Linked DNA regions of Homo sapiens: region 2 is linked to region 1. Evidence: read pairs that join two places in POLR2A ChIA-PET (ENCODE). Cell type or tissue: OCI-LY7. All regions are shown on one strand.

Region 1 (8,000 bases):
GGTCAGGAATTCCAGACCAGCCTGGCCAACATAGCAAAACCCCATCTCTACGAAAAATACAAAAATTAGACAGGCCTGGTGGTGGGTACCTGTAATCCCAGCTACTAGTGAGGCTGAAGCAGGAGAATCACTTGAACCCAGGAGGCGGAGGTTGCAGTGAGCCCAGAACAAGCCACTGCCCTCCAGCCTGGGCGATAGAGCAAGACTCCATCTTAAAAAAAAACAAAAAACAAACAAAAAAAACCACACAATAGTTTTCTCACACTGTAGCAATAAACACCTAGAAATTTAAATAAGAAACATTTTCATTCAGCATGCAGACAAAAACTATGAAACACTTAGAAATAAATTTGGCTGGGCGCAATGGCTCATGCCTGTAATCCTAGCACTTTGGGAGGCGGAGTGGGTGAATCACCTGAGGTCAGGAGTTCGAGATCAGCCTGGCCAACATGGCAAAACCCCATCTCTACTAAAAATACAAAAATTAGCCAGGCATGGTGGCGGGTGCCTATAATCCCAGCTACTTGGAGGCTGAGGCAGGAGAATCGCTTGAACCCGGGGGGGCAGATGTTGCAGTGAGCTGAGATGGCGCCACTACCCTCCAGTCTGGGTGACAGAGCAAGACGCCATCTCAAAAAAAAAAAAAGAAAAAAAAAGAAAAAGAAAAAGAAAAAGAAAAAGTTGCCGGGCATGGTGGCTCACGCATGTAATCCCAGCACTTTGGAAGGCTGAGGCGTGCAGTTCACCTGAGGTCAGGAGTTTGAGACCAGCCTGACCAACATGGTGAAACCCCGTCTCTGCTAAAAATACAAAAATTAGCCAGGCATGGTGGCGGGCACCTGTAATCCCAGCTACATGGGAGGCTGAGGCAGGAGAATGGCATGAACCCAGGAGGCAGAGGTTGTAGTGAGCTGAGATCGTGCCACTGCACTCCAGCCTGGGCGACAGAGCGAGACTCTGTCTCAAAAAAAAAAAAAAAAAAAAAACACAAAAGTCAAAATCCCCCAATTATGATATAAATTGAATACAATTCCAATTAAAATTTCAGTAAGATTTTTTTCTTGGAGAGGTTGTGTTAGGCATTGAATAGTTTCCCCCAAAAAACCTATGTTGAAGTCCTAACCCCAGTACCTGTGAGTGTGACCTTACTTCTTTGAAGATATAATTAAGATATCATTTAAGATGAGGTTATACTGGATGAGAGTGGACCCATAATCTAATATGACCGGTATCCTTAGAAGAAAAGGACTGCAGCACTATTCGCAATAGCAAAGACATGGAATCAACCTCAATGCCCATCAGTGATAGACTGGATAAAGAAAATGTGCTACATATAGACCATGGAATACCATGCAGCCATAAAAAGGAATGATATCATGTCCTTTGCAGGGACATGGATGGAGCTAGAAGTCATTATCCTTAGCAAACTAATGCAGGAACAGAAAACCAAATACTGCATATTCTCACAAATGGGAGCTAAATGATGAGAACACATGGACACATAGAGGGGAACAACACACATTGGGGTCTGGCCAAGGGTGGAGGGTGGGAGGAAGGAGACGATCAGAAAAAATAACTAGGCTGGCCACGGTGGCTCATGCCTGTAATCCCAGCTACTCGGGAGGCTGAGACAGGAGAATCACTTGAACCCGGGAGGCGGAGGTTGCAGTGATCCGAGATGGCACCATTGCACTCCAGCCTGGGCAACAAGAGTGAAACTCTGTCTCAAAAAAAAAAAAAAAACAAAAAAGAAAAAATAACTAATGGATACTAGCTTAATACCTGGGTGATGAAATTAATAATCTGTAAAACAAACCCCCGTGACACAAGTTTACCTGTATAACAAAGCTGCACATGTACCCCTGAACTTAAAATAAATGTTTTTGTTTTGTTTTGTTTTTTTAAAAAAAGAGGAGGGCCCGGCCCAGTGGCTCACACCTGTAATCTCAGCACTGTGGGAGGCTGAGACAAGTAGATCACTTGAACTCAGGTATTCGAGACTAGCCTAGGCAACATGGTAAACTGCTCTCTCTACTAAAAATACAAAACATTAGCCGGGCTTGGTGGCATGAGCCTGAAGTCCCAGCTTCTTGGGAGGCTGACGTAGGAGGATCACTTGAGCCTGGGGAGGAGGAGGTTGCAGTGAGCTGAGACTGTGCCACTGCACTCCAGCCTGGGCCACAGAATGAGACCCTGTCTCAAAAATAAAAAAAGAAGAGGCACAGTGAGGAGAGAGCCATGTGACCCCAGGGCAGGTGCTGGAGTGATGAGCCTACACCCAAAAAGTGCCAAGAGCTGCCAGCAACACCAGCAGCGAAGAGAAAGGCAGAGAAACATTCTCCCCAAGAGCCTGTGGAGGGAGAACATGGCCCTGCTAATCGTTTGATTTGAGACTTCTGGCCTCCAGAACCGTGAGAGGATACATGTCTGTTGTTGTTGGGGTTTTTTGTTTTGTTTTTTTGAGATAGAGTCTCGCTCTCACTGCAACCTCCGCCTCACAGGTTCAAGCGGTTCTCCTGCCTCAGCATTCCGAGTAGCTGGAATGGCAGCCGTGCGCCACCACCATGCCCGGCTAATTTTTTTTGTATTTTTAGCAGAGACAGGGTTTCACCGTTTTGGCCAGGCTGGTCTTGAACTCCTGACCTCAGATGATCTGCCCACCTCAGCCTCCCAAAGTGCTGGGATTACAGGCGTGAGCCACTGCGCCTGGCTACGTGTCTGTTGTTTCAAGCCACCCAGTTTGTGGTACTTTAGGGTTACAGCAGCTGTAGGAATCTAGTAGAGGATAGAATTAAATAACTGTTGAATGAATGAAGTTAAATTCCTGATTTCATTGGGCAGATATAAATTTTCCTTGCCAGAAAAGAGGATACAGTTGGCAAATCTTCCCCAAACCACAAAAAATAAAAATAAAATTAAAAAAACCTGATCAGAGGGGATTATCAGCATTCTGACCTGGGCTTGGAGTGGGATCCTCACTTCTTCCACAGGATAACTGTAAAAACTGCCGCAAGATTTGCATCTTGGTGGGACCAGCAAGTTTCAGGAATTCATTCCCAGAAACAGTGGCTCCTCCTGCCCCGACTTCCTCAGCCACCGCCAACACACCCATTTCCACCTTGTGTTCCAACACCTCCCTTTTATGTGAACGATTCAGAGAAAGATAAAGTTGATTATGTGATTCTCAAAGCAGAGGGAGCTGTGGCCAAGAAGAATGCAGTGTCTCACGGCCACACCAAAGGATTTTTCCTACCTGGAAATTACGAGGTCTTTCTTCTTCCTGAACTTACCTTGCCCTTGTTTCCCAGAGGCCTAAATCAAGGGAGCAGGTGTGTTTCCAATCACTCATTCACCAGCTGTGAGCAGGGCATACAACCAGTGGTAAGTCAGACAAAACTTAGTGCCTGCATTGAGCATCCAGTGCACCGAAGAGTCCAGTGCACTGAAGAGGGACACAGATTTTCTGTAAATAAACAAGATAATATCCTAATGTGATCAATGTGGAGAAAGTCAGGTGGTGTGATTAAGAATGAGTAGGGGCGGCTGGGCGCGGTGGCTCATGCCTGTAATCCCAGCACTTTGGGAGGCCAAGGTGGGTGGATCACCTGAGGTCAGGATTTCGAGACCAACCTGGCCAACATGGTGAAACGCCATCTCTACTAAAAATACAAAAATTAGCTGGGCGTGGTGGCAGGCGCCTGTAATCCCAGGTACTCGGGAGGCTGAGGCAGGGAGAATTGCTTGAACTCAGGAGGTGGAGGTTGCAGTGAGCCAAGATTGTGCCACTGCACTCCAGCCTGGGTGACACAGCAAGACTCCATCTTAAAAAAAAAAAAGAATGAGTAGGGGCCAGGCATGGTGGCTCACGCCTGTAATCCCAGCATGTTGGGATTTTGTGAGACCTTGCCTTTACAAAAAACAGAAAAAATTAGCTGGGGGTGATGGTTCAGCCCTGTGGTCCAAGCTGCTCGGGAGGCTGAGATGGCAGGAGCACTTGAGCCTAGGAGGTTGAGGCTGCAGTGAGCTGTGAACACACCACTGCACTCCAGCCTGGGCAACACAACGAGACTCTGTCTCCAAATAAACATGCTCATCACCTTAAAAAGAACCTCAAGGCCATTAGCCCTTCCTCTCCTAAGCTCTTGGTAATCACCATTCTACTTGTCAGCTCTATGGATTTGCCTCTTCTGGACATTTCACACACAGGGAATCATATAATATGTGGCTTTTGTGTCTGTTGCAGGTACCAGTACTTCATTTTTTTTTTGAGACGGAGTCTCACTGTCGCCCAGGTTGGAGTGCAGTGGCACAATCCCGGCTCACTGCAACCTCCGCCTCCTGGGTTCAAGCGATTCTCCTGCCTCAGCCTCCGGAGTAGCTGGGATTACAGGCGTGTGCCACCACGCCCAGCTAATTTTGTGTATTTAGTAGAGACGGGGTTTCACCATGTTAGCCAGGCTGAGCTCGAACTCCCGACCTCAGGTAATCCACCCACCTCCCACTCCCAAAGTGCTGGGATTACAGGCGTGAGCCACCGCGCCTCGCCCTCCCACTCATTCTTTTCTTTTCTTTTTTTTCTTTTTTTTTTTTTTAGACAGGGTCTTGCTCTGTCACCCAGGCTGGAATGCAGTGGTAGATCACAGCTCACTGCAGCCTCCATCTCCTGGGCTTAAATGATCTTCCCGCCTTAGCCTCCTGAGTAGCTGGGACTCCAAGAGGGCACCATCACACTCGGCTAATTTTTTTTTTAAATAGAGACAGGCTTTCACCATGTTGCCAGGCTGGTCTCGAGCTCCTGAGCTCAAGCAATCGTCTTGCCTCGGCTTCTCAAAGTGCTGGGATTACAGGCGTAAGCCACCGCACCTGGCCCACACAGTGCTTGAATAATTATTCTGGCAGTGTCTCACACGTCCAAAGAAGTATGGAGTTCTAGGGAAAGTTCATGTTTGGCAAATGAATGACTGGTTGCTGAATGAAGACTAATGTTGGATTTCTAAATACTGGCAAGCTTTGCACTCTGAGGGAATTTTTGCCTTTCTTTTTTTGAGATGGAGTCTTGCTCTGTCACCAGGCTGGAGTGCAGTGGCAAAATCTTGGCTCACTGCAACCTCTGCCTCCCGAGCTCAAACCATCTTTCCACATCAGCCTCTTGAGTAGCTGGGACCACAGGTGCACACCAAAACATCTGGCTAAGTTTTGTATTTTTTGTAGAGACAGGGTCTCACTTATGTTGCCCAGGCTAGTCTCGAACTCCTGGACTGAAGCCATCCACCCACCTCAGCCTCCCAAAGTGCTGGGATTACAGGCATGAGCCACCATGCCTGGCCTGAATTTTTGTCTTATAAGAGATGATCTTGCACCATCAAAAAAGGTTAAAGGATGTTCAGTCTATTCTGTCAAAAAGGCAGGAGAATACATAGCACGGTTCATAAGACTAAAATTTTAAAATTCTTTATCGAAGGGATTTTGTTTCCTTGGGTGTCCACAGCACCTTTTTTGGTGTGATAATGAAGGATTGTTCCTAAGCACCTGGTACTTGCCAGGCTCCATGCTAAGGGTTTCAAGAGTAAATACTTCACTGAATCCTCTCAATGATCCTGCTCTATTCGAAAAGCACTTTGCGATGAGATTCAGAGAGGTTAAGGGACCTACTTAAGGTAACACAGCTGGTAAGAAGCAGCTGTGGTTTAGGAAGGCAGGACTTCCAGCTTCCAGCTTCTATGCCTTCTCCACTGCCTCACACTGTCACACTCAATGGCTGACTCCTCATCTATGCGTTGACAAAGCCCTGGTGCCTCCAGAAAGCTGGCCTGGAGTGGAGAGTTAAGTGTCTGGGAGCCTTCCCTCCTGAATGCGACATTTCTCTCCACGTTGCATGGAATGGCACCAAAACTTTTTTTTCTTTAAGACGGAGTCTACTCTGTCTGACACAGTGGTTCACGCCTGTAATCCCAGCACTTTGGGAGGCCAAGACAGGCGAATCACGTTAGGCCAGGAGTTCAAGACCAGCTTGGCCAACATGGTGAAACCGCTTCTCTACTAAAACTACAAAAATTAGCCAGGCATGGTGGCGCATGCCTGTAGTTCCAGCTACTCGGGAGGCTGAGGCAGGAGGATTGCTTGAGCCCAGGAGGTGGAGGTTGCAGTAAACTGAGATCATGCCACTGCACTCCAGCCTGGGTGACAGAGCAAGACTCAGTCTCAAAAAACAAAAAACAAAACAAAAAAAACAAAGATGATCAGGTCCCTGATATAAAATTGTGTAGTATTTGCGCATAACTTACACATATCCTCCTGTGTACTTTAAATGATCTCTAGATTACTTATAAATGTAAATGCTATGTAAGTAATTGTAGTTTAAATAGTTTAAAACAATATGCTACATTGTTTTAAGATTTTTATTATTTTTTATTGCTGTACTGGCTTTTTCTTTCTTTTTTTTTTTTTAGAGACAGAAGGCTCTGTCTCCTAGGCTGGAGTGCAATGGTGCGATCTCGGCTCACTGCAACCTCTGCCTCCGGGGTTCCAGCGATTCTCCTGCCTCAGCCTCCCAAGTAGCTGGGATTACAGGCACCCGCCACCATGCCCAGCTAATTTTTGTATTTTTAGGAGAGACAGGGTTTCACTATGTATTGGCCAGGATGGTCTTGAACTCCTGACCTCAAGTGATCCCCCCGCCTCGGCCTCCCAAAGTGCTATGATTACAGGCATGAGGCACCGCACTCGGCCGTATTGGGTTTTAAAAATATTTTTTATTTGAGGTTGGTTGAAGTCGAAGGCCTGAAACCCATGGATACGGAGGGCCAACTGAATCTGTTGTTTAAGCCACCTGGTGACCTGAAATGATATTTTGTTACAGCAACCTGAACAGACTAACACAACCTTTGTTAGATGATGATTTGAGAATATTTTCTTCCATTCCCTCAGTTGTTTTTTCACTTTCTTTCCATTTCCTTTGAAGCACAAAAGTTTTTCATTTTGATGAAGTCCAATATCTATTTTTTCCTTTTTGATTTCTTGTGCTTTTTGTTGCATTGCTTTGGAATAAGAAAAAAACAGGGGGGGAACATTTTATGAAAAAAAAACAGGCCCAGACATACTGCAGCCTATTCATGCAGTGACATTCCTGTCCACGGGGAGCTAACACTCAGTCAGCATTCCCATGGGGTTGACTCCTCCATTCGTCTTCCTCTCTGGCCTTTTTCCAGGTTGCAGGAGAAGTCTTTCATGTTCTGATGAGCCAGATGGCACAACAAACAGCTTTGAATTTAAGTGGGATGAGTCATCACTTAAATGTACTTAGAAATTCTAAAATTAGTCCAGTGTAAGCCATTTCTGCTTTCTGTTTTCAGTTTCTCTGACTGGATGTGCCAACAGTGTTTGCTGACTGTAGAGTAAACCCCAACACTGGCAGATGGTGGTTGTGCTGCTTGAAGTGGAGATGGGCAAACCCTGCCCGATCTAGAAAAACGTGTACCATGTGTGTTTTTAATAGCAAAACATCGGGGAAACCTAGACATCCACCAGTAGGGAACTGGTTAAATTATGATACATGTAAACCAGAATAATAACAGCCAAATATATTGAGGGTAGAGAGTTGAATATGTTAAGCAGGAAAAACTTTTCCTCTACCATCTTCAGTTCGGTACCTGGGATCTGCAAATTAAAGTAACAAAAGACAGATTAACAGGAGAAAAAGCATATAATTTTTGTTAATATTTACATGCATGAGAATTTATAGAAAAGAAGTAAAACTCAAAGAAATGGTTAGATTCAGGCTTATATAACTTTTATTTTTGACACAGAGTCTTGCTCTGTTGCCCAGGCTACAGTGCAGTGGTGTGATCTCAGCTCACTGCAACCTCTGCCTCCCATGCTCAAGCCATTCTCCTGCCTCAGCCTCCGGAGTAGCTGGGACTACAGGCACCGCCAACACGCCCGGCTAATTTTTGTATTTTTAGTAGAGATAGGGTTTCACCATGTTGGCCAGGCTGGTCTCA
Region 2 (8,000 bases), 500 kb before region 1:
GAGGCAAATCTCAAGACTTCACAGCCCTGCTCACCCGCACCCCACCCACTTCCCCATTGCCTCTGTCCTGAGATGGTTCCTTTCTAATATTCTGAAAAAGAGTTTGTGTCTCCCAGCATTACATTTATACAGGCATACCTTCTTTATTGCAATTTGCTTTATTGCATTTTTTACAGATTGAAGGTTTTGTGGCAACTCTGCCTCCAGCAAGGTTCATGGTGCCATTTTTCCAACAGCAGGTGCTCACCTGGTGTCTCTGTGTTGCATTTTGGCAGTTCTCACAATAGAGCTAATCATTTCATTATTATTATATTTGTTATCGTGATCTGTGGTCAGTGATCTTTGATGTTACTATTGCAGTGTTTTGGGGCACCACGAACTGTGCCCGTATAAGACAGTGAACTTAATTGATAAATGTGTGTGCCCTAACTGCTCCACTGGCCATTCCCCCATCTCCTCCCTCTCCTCATGCCTCCCTATTCCCTGAGATGCAACAATGTTAAATTGGGCCAATTAAGAAACCTACATTGGCCTCCAAGTGTTCAAGTGAAAGGAAGAGTCGCATGTCTCTCACTTTATTATTTATTTATGTATTTTTTGAAACAGGGTCTCTCTCTGTGGTCCAGGCTGGAGTGCAGTGGTGCAATTATGGCTTACTGCAGCCTGGAACTCCTGGCCTCAAATGATCCTCCCACCTCAGCCTCCTGAGTAGCTGGGGCTACAGGCAAGCACCACCATGCCCGGCTAATTTTTTAAAAAAATCTTTTTTTTAGTAGAGATGAAATCTCACTAGGTTGCCCAGGCTGGTCTTGAACTCCCGGGCTCAAGCAATTCTCATACCTCAGCCTCCCAAAGTTTTCTCAATTTAAATCAAGAGCTAGAAATGATTAAGCTTAGTGAGAAAGGCATGTCAAAAGCTGAGACAGGTCAAACGCTAAGCCTCTTGTGGTAAACAGTTAGCCAAGTTGTAAATGTAAAGGAAAAGTTCTCGAAGGAAATGAACTTTTCCGTGAACACATGTATAAAAAGAAAGTGAAACAGCCTTATTGCTGATATGGAGAAAGTTTGAGTAGTCTGGGTAGAAGATCAACCATACATAACATTCTGTTAAGCCCAAGGATTGCTAATTCAGAGCAAGACTCTAGCTCTCTTCAATTCTGTGAAGGTTGACAGAGGTGAGGAAGCTGCAGAGGAAAAGTTGGAAGCTAGCAGAGGTTGGTTTATGAGGTTTAAGGAAAGAAGCCATTTCTGTAACATAAAAGTGTAAGGTAAAGGAGCAAGTGCTGATGGAGAGGCAGCAGCAAGTTCTCCAGAAGATCCAGCTAAGATCACTGGGGAAGGTGGCCACACTAAAAAACAGATTTTCAATGCAGATGGAACAGCATTCCATTGGAAGATGCCATCTAGAACTTTCATAGCTAGAAAGGAGAACTCAATTCCTGTGTTCCAAGCTTCAAAGGACAGGCTGACTCTCTTTTTAGGGGCTAATGCAGCTGTTGATTTTGCACTGAAGACAATGCTTATTTACCGTTCTGAAAATCATATGGCCCTTAAGAATTATGCTAAATCTATTCTGCCTGTGCTCTAGCAATGGAACAACAAAGCCTGGATGACCATACCTCTGTTTACAGCTTGGTTTACTGAATATTTCCAGGCCACTGTTGAAACCAATTGCAGGGAAAAAAGGTTTTTTTCACAATATTTGTTCATTCGCAGTGCACCCGGTCACCCAAGTGCTCTGATGGAGACGCACAAGGAGATAAATGATGTTTTCATGCCTGCTAACACAACATCCATTCTGCAGCCCATGGATCAAGGAGTAATTTTGATTTTCAAGTCGTCTTGTTTAAAAAACACATTTCATAAGGCTATACCTGCCATGTATGGTGATTCCTTGGATGGATCTTGGCAAAGTAAATTGAAAACCTTTTAGAAAGGAATCACCACTTTAGATGTCATTAAGAACATTTATGATTGATGGGAGGTCAAAATATCCACATTAACAAGAGTTTGGAAGAAGCTGATCACAGTCCTCATGGGTGACTCTGAGGGGTTCAAGATTTCAGCAGAGGAAGCAATTGCAGATATGATGGAAATAGCAAGAGAACTGGAATTAGGAGTGGAGCCTGAAGATGCGACCAAATTGCCGCAATCTCATGATGAAATTTGAACAGCTGAGGAGTTGCTTCTTATAGATAAGCAAAAAAAAAAAAAAGGGGGGGGGATTTTTTGAGGCTGGGTGAGATAGCTCATGCCTGTAATCCCAGCATTTTGGGAGGCTGAGGTGTGTGGATCGCCTGAGGTCAGGAGTTCAAGACCAGCCTGGACAAAGTGGTGAAACCCCATCTCTAATAAAAATACGAAAATTAGCGGGGTGTGGTGGTGCACGCCTGTAATCCCAGCTACTCGGAGGCTGAGGCAGGAGAATCACTTGAACTTGGGAGGTGAGGGTTGCAGTGAGTGGAGATTGCTCCAGTGTACACTGTACTCCAGCCTAGGTGACAGAGCGAGATTCTGTCTTTAAAAAAAAAAAAAAAAAGGTGGTTTCTTGATATAGAATCTACTCCTGGTGAAGATGCTGCAAACATTGTGGAAATGACAACAAAAGATTGAGGATAGTGGATCAACTCATTTGATAATGCAGCAGCAGGGTTAGAGAAGATTGACTCCAATTTTGAAAGAAGTTCTATGTGGATAAAATGCTATCCAACAGCACTGCATGCTACAGAGAAATATTTTGTGAAAGGAAGGGTCAATCAATGTGGCCAACTTTGTCGTTGTCTTGAGGAAATTGCCACAGTGGCCCCAACCTTCAGCAACTGCCACCCTGATCAGTCGGCAGCCACCAATATTGAGGCAAGACTCTTCACCAGCAAAAAGATTGTCTGGAAGCTCAGACCATTGTTAGCATTTTTTAGCAGTAAAGTAGTTTAAAATTGGCCCGGCAGGGTGGCTCGCGCCTATAATCCCATCACTTTGGGAGGCCAAGGCCGGTGGATCACTTGAGGTCAGGAGGTCAAGACTGGCCTGGCCAACTTGGTGAAACCCTGTCTCTACTAAAAATACAAAAAAACGGGTTGGGCGCAGTAGTGGGTGCCTGTTACTTGGGAGGCTGAGGCAGGAGAATCGCTTGAACCTGGGAAACAGAAGTTGCAGTGAGCTGAGATTGCGCCACTGCACTCCAGTCTGGGTGATAGAGTGAGACTCGGTCTCAATAATAATAACAATAATAATTTTAAAAACAAATTAATTAAATTAAGGTATGTACATTGTCTTTTTAGACATAATGCTATTACACACTTAGACTATAGCCTGGTGTGAATATAACTTTTTATGCGCTGGGAAACCAAAAATTGCTCATGACTCACTTTAGTGCCATATTCACTTTATAGCTGTGGTCTGGAGCCAAACTCACAGTATCTCCAAGGTGTGCCTATACTTTAAACAGCCAGGAGAGAATCCACAACTACAGACACACCAGAGTGCAGAGGACTTGAGTCATCCTTTCTTCCCACAAGACAAAAGAGCAGATGGACCGTCAGACCCGCTCATTGACCGTGCACCTGGTCACCCAAGAGCTGTTTGGAAAGAGGTGGCTGGGAGAGGTCAAACCCCATGTCTCTCTTTTTAAAAATCCTCACATCTTTGACTCCTACGCAGGGGATCCTACTCTAATCCAGAGATTTTTTCAAATGCCACAAGCAGAAACGTGTCGTGTAACACTGTTGACCCTAAGAAGGAAGAGAAACAGTGAATAAGGAATTAAGAAAAACCAGGACAAAGTAAATGTGTCTGTCCAAGCACTGTGACCTTGACATAGACCCCAGATTCAGATCAGGGCTCCAGCCCTTGCCTTTTGCTTTTTGGGTACATCAGTTTCCTCTCAGGAGTCTTTGTTCCCTTAAAAGAGTAAGAGCAGTAAGTGCCCCCAGAAGGTTGCTGTGAGGTTTAAATGAAATGAACTGCTTTGGGATATCAAATCCAGGCAAAAAAAAAAAAAAAAAAAATTAACTGCGGAGTCCCATGTCCAGGGTCTGGTATGCAGCCTGGCTCCATAAATACCAGTTACTACTGAGTAATAAACATGGAAACCACAATATATTTAAATCAATCAAATGAAGCCTGGTTTATCCTGAGTCTCCACGTAGTAAAAATTGGTTCCAATATAATTTAGCCCACATCAGAAGTCAGATTTGAAATAAGTATTACGGGGAAACTACAAATTACATTTTTAAAGATTGGTCTATAATTATAGGCTTAATTAATTACACAAGGGATTTGTTCTTGAAAAGGTGTGTAAAATGTGTCCCATTTTGCACCAGAGAGATGGCCCATTGGAAGGAACCCTGTCATTCCTACAGATCTGTGAACCTTGGAGTTTCCACACCTTAGGTTTTTATTAAAAGGAAGGCCACCTGCTGTTAGTTGGACATTCAAGATATACTGTTTAAAAACAAAAAACCAAAAACAAAGAAGTACGTGTTCTCTGGATGAAGAAAGTTAACCCAAACAGAAGAGGGTGGATTTAGAATTACAAGTTTATGCCTTCATGTTCCCTCTCCCAGGTATAAACATCAGTTCAGGTCTTGGTGTGAACTCTTCCAGACTTTCTTCTACACGTGTACAAATATCTGCAACCAGTAGATCTGTTTTTTTGACTTGCAATTATCCTCTATATTCCATGCTGCAACCTGCTTTCTTCACTGACCAATATATCCCACCTGTTCAGCACCCATTCTCGCGAATGCCTGCTGAGCATTCAGTAAGAAGAGTGTTACGTTTTAAGAAATTTCAGTTCTGCTTTATAGCTTTCCGGTCTCAAAAATTGGTGAACAAAGGTAAGCAAGACAGGACAGTCTAACATAAAGGTCTGCTGCCCCCGAGTTCCCCAATCCCCCTCTGCAGAGGGCCTGCTGTTTACGGGTGTGTGTGGCCCTGCACTCTGCGTACACGAGCACATGATTACCCATCTCCAGTTCTGTTTTGTTTCTAAACCCACTTGGGATTATGCTACATAGACTTCCTTGCACCTTGTGCCAAGAACAAGAGGAAAATTCAGCCCAAGTGGGAATGATCTTAAACAAAAGCAACTTTAAAAAATAAATACCTCTAAAGTGAGATTCTCCCATGAGGGTACTGACTGTTTATTTTCGGTTGGGTGTAAAACTCTTGCCCCGTGGCTGCTGGTGGTTTTCTGTAGGTTGGACCGATTCTAAGTCTTTCCTGAGAAGGGTGGTGTTCAGCCTTCCCTGAGAAGACACCAGCACTCTCTAACCCCTTTGCAGGCAGTTACAGGTTTTCCTTCCCCATCCCTGGAAATGAGGCTGTCTGTGGAAAGCAATGGTGGAGATTGAAGGGCGAACCCATCCCAGTTCTGAGACAGGAGAATCGCTTGAACCTGGGAGGCGGAGGTTGCAGTGAGCCGATTTCGCACCACTGCACTCCAGCCTGGGTGACAGAGCGAGACTCTGTCTCAAAAAAAAAAAAAAAAAAATTGTCTCACAGCCTGGGAACCCCCTCAGTCCCAGGCAAACGAGGACGGTTGGTCACGATGGGTAGAGAACCGCCCGCAATTGGTTCTTGGGAGTTCTGCCAATGCCCAGAAGGTTAGGTCAGCTACTGGAATGCTCTCCCTGGAAGGCGGGCGTCGGGGCAGACAGTGGACCTCTGTTGGGGGCGCATTCCCTAGCCTTGTTTGTTGAGCTGCCTTGATGCTGGCGGGAAGCTGTGTCCACACAGCAGGCAGCAGGGTTATCCCGAACACTCTTTGTGCTCACAACAGACTGGGTTGTGTTTGCGACTGGCATTCAGCTGGTGACGAAATGGCAAGCCGAGATACTGGTGTGGCGCCTGACGTTTTGGCCTCAGCTGTGAGAGCCAGAGAGCCGGAACCCTGAACCCCCTTCTCTAGAACTTTCTCCTCCAGGTCAGGCCGGCTGACCTCCGATTCTGTGTGGGTTGTGGGCCCTGAGATCCCAGACCCCTGGGTTGAGACCTGGCTCATCCCCAAAGGAATACACCCCGAATGTGGGAGAAGGCGCTGGCTGTGGGAGCGCAGGCCGGGACTTGATCAGGTTTCGCCCTCACCCGAGGCACTCATGAAATGATTTGGTGCAACCCTCCACCTTCACCCCCTCTTCACGTGGCCTGGCCCCAGCACCTCTAGGGAGGTTGGGAGATGTGGGTGGTGATAGCAGACAAGGAGGGCTGAGTGGGGGGCCCAGGGACCCCTCGCTTGGCCGCCCCCGCAGCCACCCAGTCTCAAACATCTTTCAACCTCAGTGGGTTTCACTGTGTTTGGTGAATCATCTCTCTTCCCGCTTGACAAGTGATACACACATTTCATCAGATAATCCCATGAGGTGCAGTTATTTTATTTTCCTGTTTATAATCAGAGGATTATAAACAGGAAACAGCCCCACCCCTCACTCTGGGTCAAATCCTGCTGATTTTATTTGTCACCCACATTGTTTAAAAATTTTTTTTAGTAGCTGCGAAAGCAGCGTTTAAAAACGAAGAGATCACACTCTACAATCTAGATTGCCTGATGCTCTTTAAAACAAACAAACAAACAAAAAAAAAAACAACAAGAAATTGGGATCAGTAGGTCTGGTTCCAACAATCAGCCAGAGTGATGAGCAGAGGCTCCTGGAGACAGGCACAGGCATGGACCCTCCAGGTTGCCGCAATCCCCACCACTCCCTGCTGTCACACCTGGCTCCGTAGGGATTGGTGGCTGAGACCCTGCCCTTTACCACCATTGAGCAGAATGAATTTCCTGTCTGCTCCTAGGTGTTTGCAGGCAAAGTAGCTACACTTTGTACCGTGTGTGACTGTGGGTTACCTATCCAATATCTCCCCTCCCTCCCTCCTTCGTTTCCTCCTTTCTTTCTTTCAGTTAAATGACTTTATCTCTGGAATCCCTGCAGGTAGAGCTGGCTCATGAGATGTAAGGCAGGGTCATTGCATGGGGCTGCTCTGTAGGCTTCTTAAAGTCAAGTTGGCTCAGCTGAGAAGTGCGCCCTTTCTCTCATTGCCAATTCCCTTGCTTCTTTCTCCTGCCTGGAATAAGTTATGATGGCTGGAGCTCCAGCAGCCATTCTGGACGACGAGGAGACCTACGACTCTAAGAAATCTCATGCTAAGAATGAAAAGCAGAAAAACAGAAGGAGCCTGGGTTCTCAGTGACTATGTGCCCTTGCCAGCCCAGGTTTGCTCTTCTCTAGACATCTTTTAGATGAAAAGGAAATAGGTACCCCTTGTTTAAGTCACTTATTTAAGTTCTCTTTTATATGCAATCAAATGGAATTCTAACAACATACTTTTTACCTTCATTTCCTTTCTTTAAGAAAGTAATTTGCAATACTACTTTAGGTGTTTATCAGGGCTGTAACTTTGCTGTGTGGACTTGGGCATCCAAAAATTCGTATAGAAATCAGTGCCCAGAATCAAGCTGATCCTGGGATTTTATATATATATATATCTGAACACAATACATATATATATATCTGAACACTATATATATATATATATCTGAACACTATATATATATATCTCTGAACACGATATATATATATCTGAACACTATATATATATATGAACACTATATATATATATATCTGAACACGATATATATATATATCTGAACATGATTATTTCATCAGACAATCCACTAAGAGGTTAAAAGAAGAAAGCCTGCAGTGGAAGTGTACTCTTTCTTAAGAGTGCTAGATTGTTTTCTTAAGGTTCTACATTTACCATGGGAGTTTTGGGGTTCTGGTGCTCTTTTTCCCTTGAATTTTTTCTTAGGGCTGTGTAGTCTTTCTCACAGGAGCCCAGAACTTAGGTTTTATCCTCAGGCTTAAGCAACCCAAATATTAAGATTGAATTTTTCATTTGAAAATTGAAAATTTCATTTCTAATTTTTCTTGGAATATTTAGACACAGAAAAGAAACTTTTCCCTAGTCCCTACACCAGTGCGCAACAATAGAAGTTTCTG

The links. ChIA-PET counts read pairs that join two places held together with the same protein. Peaks named below come from ENCODE experiments on the same cell type or tissue, not always from the same donor. Only the 100,000 strongest peaks of a DNase experiment are listed, where the experiment ranks them.
Region 2: POLR2A ChIA-PET joins it to region 1 with 5 read pairs; 4 of 35 experiments call an interaction of 5 or more read pairs at or near these places.

What each region holds. Positions count from the first base shown.
Region 1 is chr20:56,554,344-56,562,343 of GRCh38, reverse strand. It overlaps LOC124904971 (a long non-coding RNA gene), which reads right to left. Exons shown (of 2, transcript XR_007067758.1): 2 at 6,733-7,656. Among named protein-coding and RNA genes, the nearest start is that of LINC01716, 19 kb to the left of the region's middle. RefSeq lists an enhancer at 7,459-7,508. In OCI-LY7, no CTCF peak of the experiment used is centred here; a DNase peak (open chromatin) is centred at 7,323; H3K4me3 peaks cover 806 bases; H3K27ac peaks cover 849 bases.
Region 2 is chr20:57,052,339-57,060,338 of GRCh38, reverse strand. No RefSeq gene overlaps it. Among named protein-coding and RNA genes, the nearest start is that of BMP7-AS1, 160 kb to the left of the region's middle. In OCI-LY7, no CTCF peak of the experiment used is centred here; a DNase peak (open chromatin) is centred at 4,788.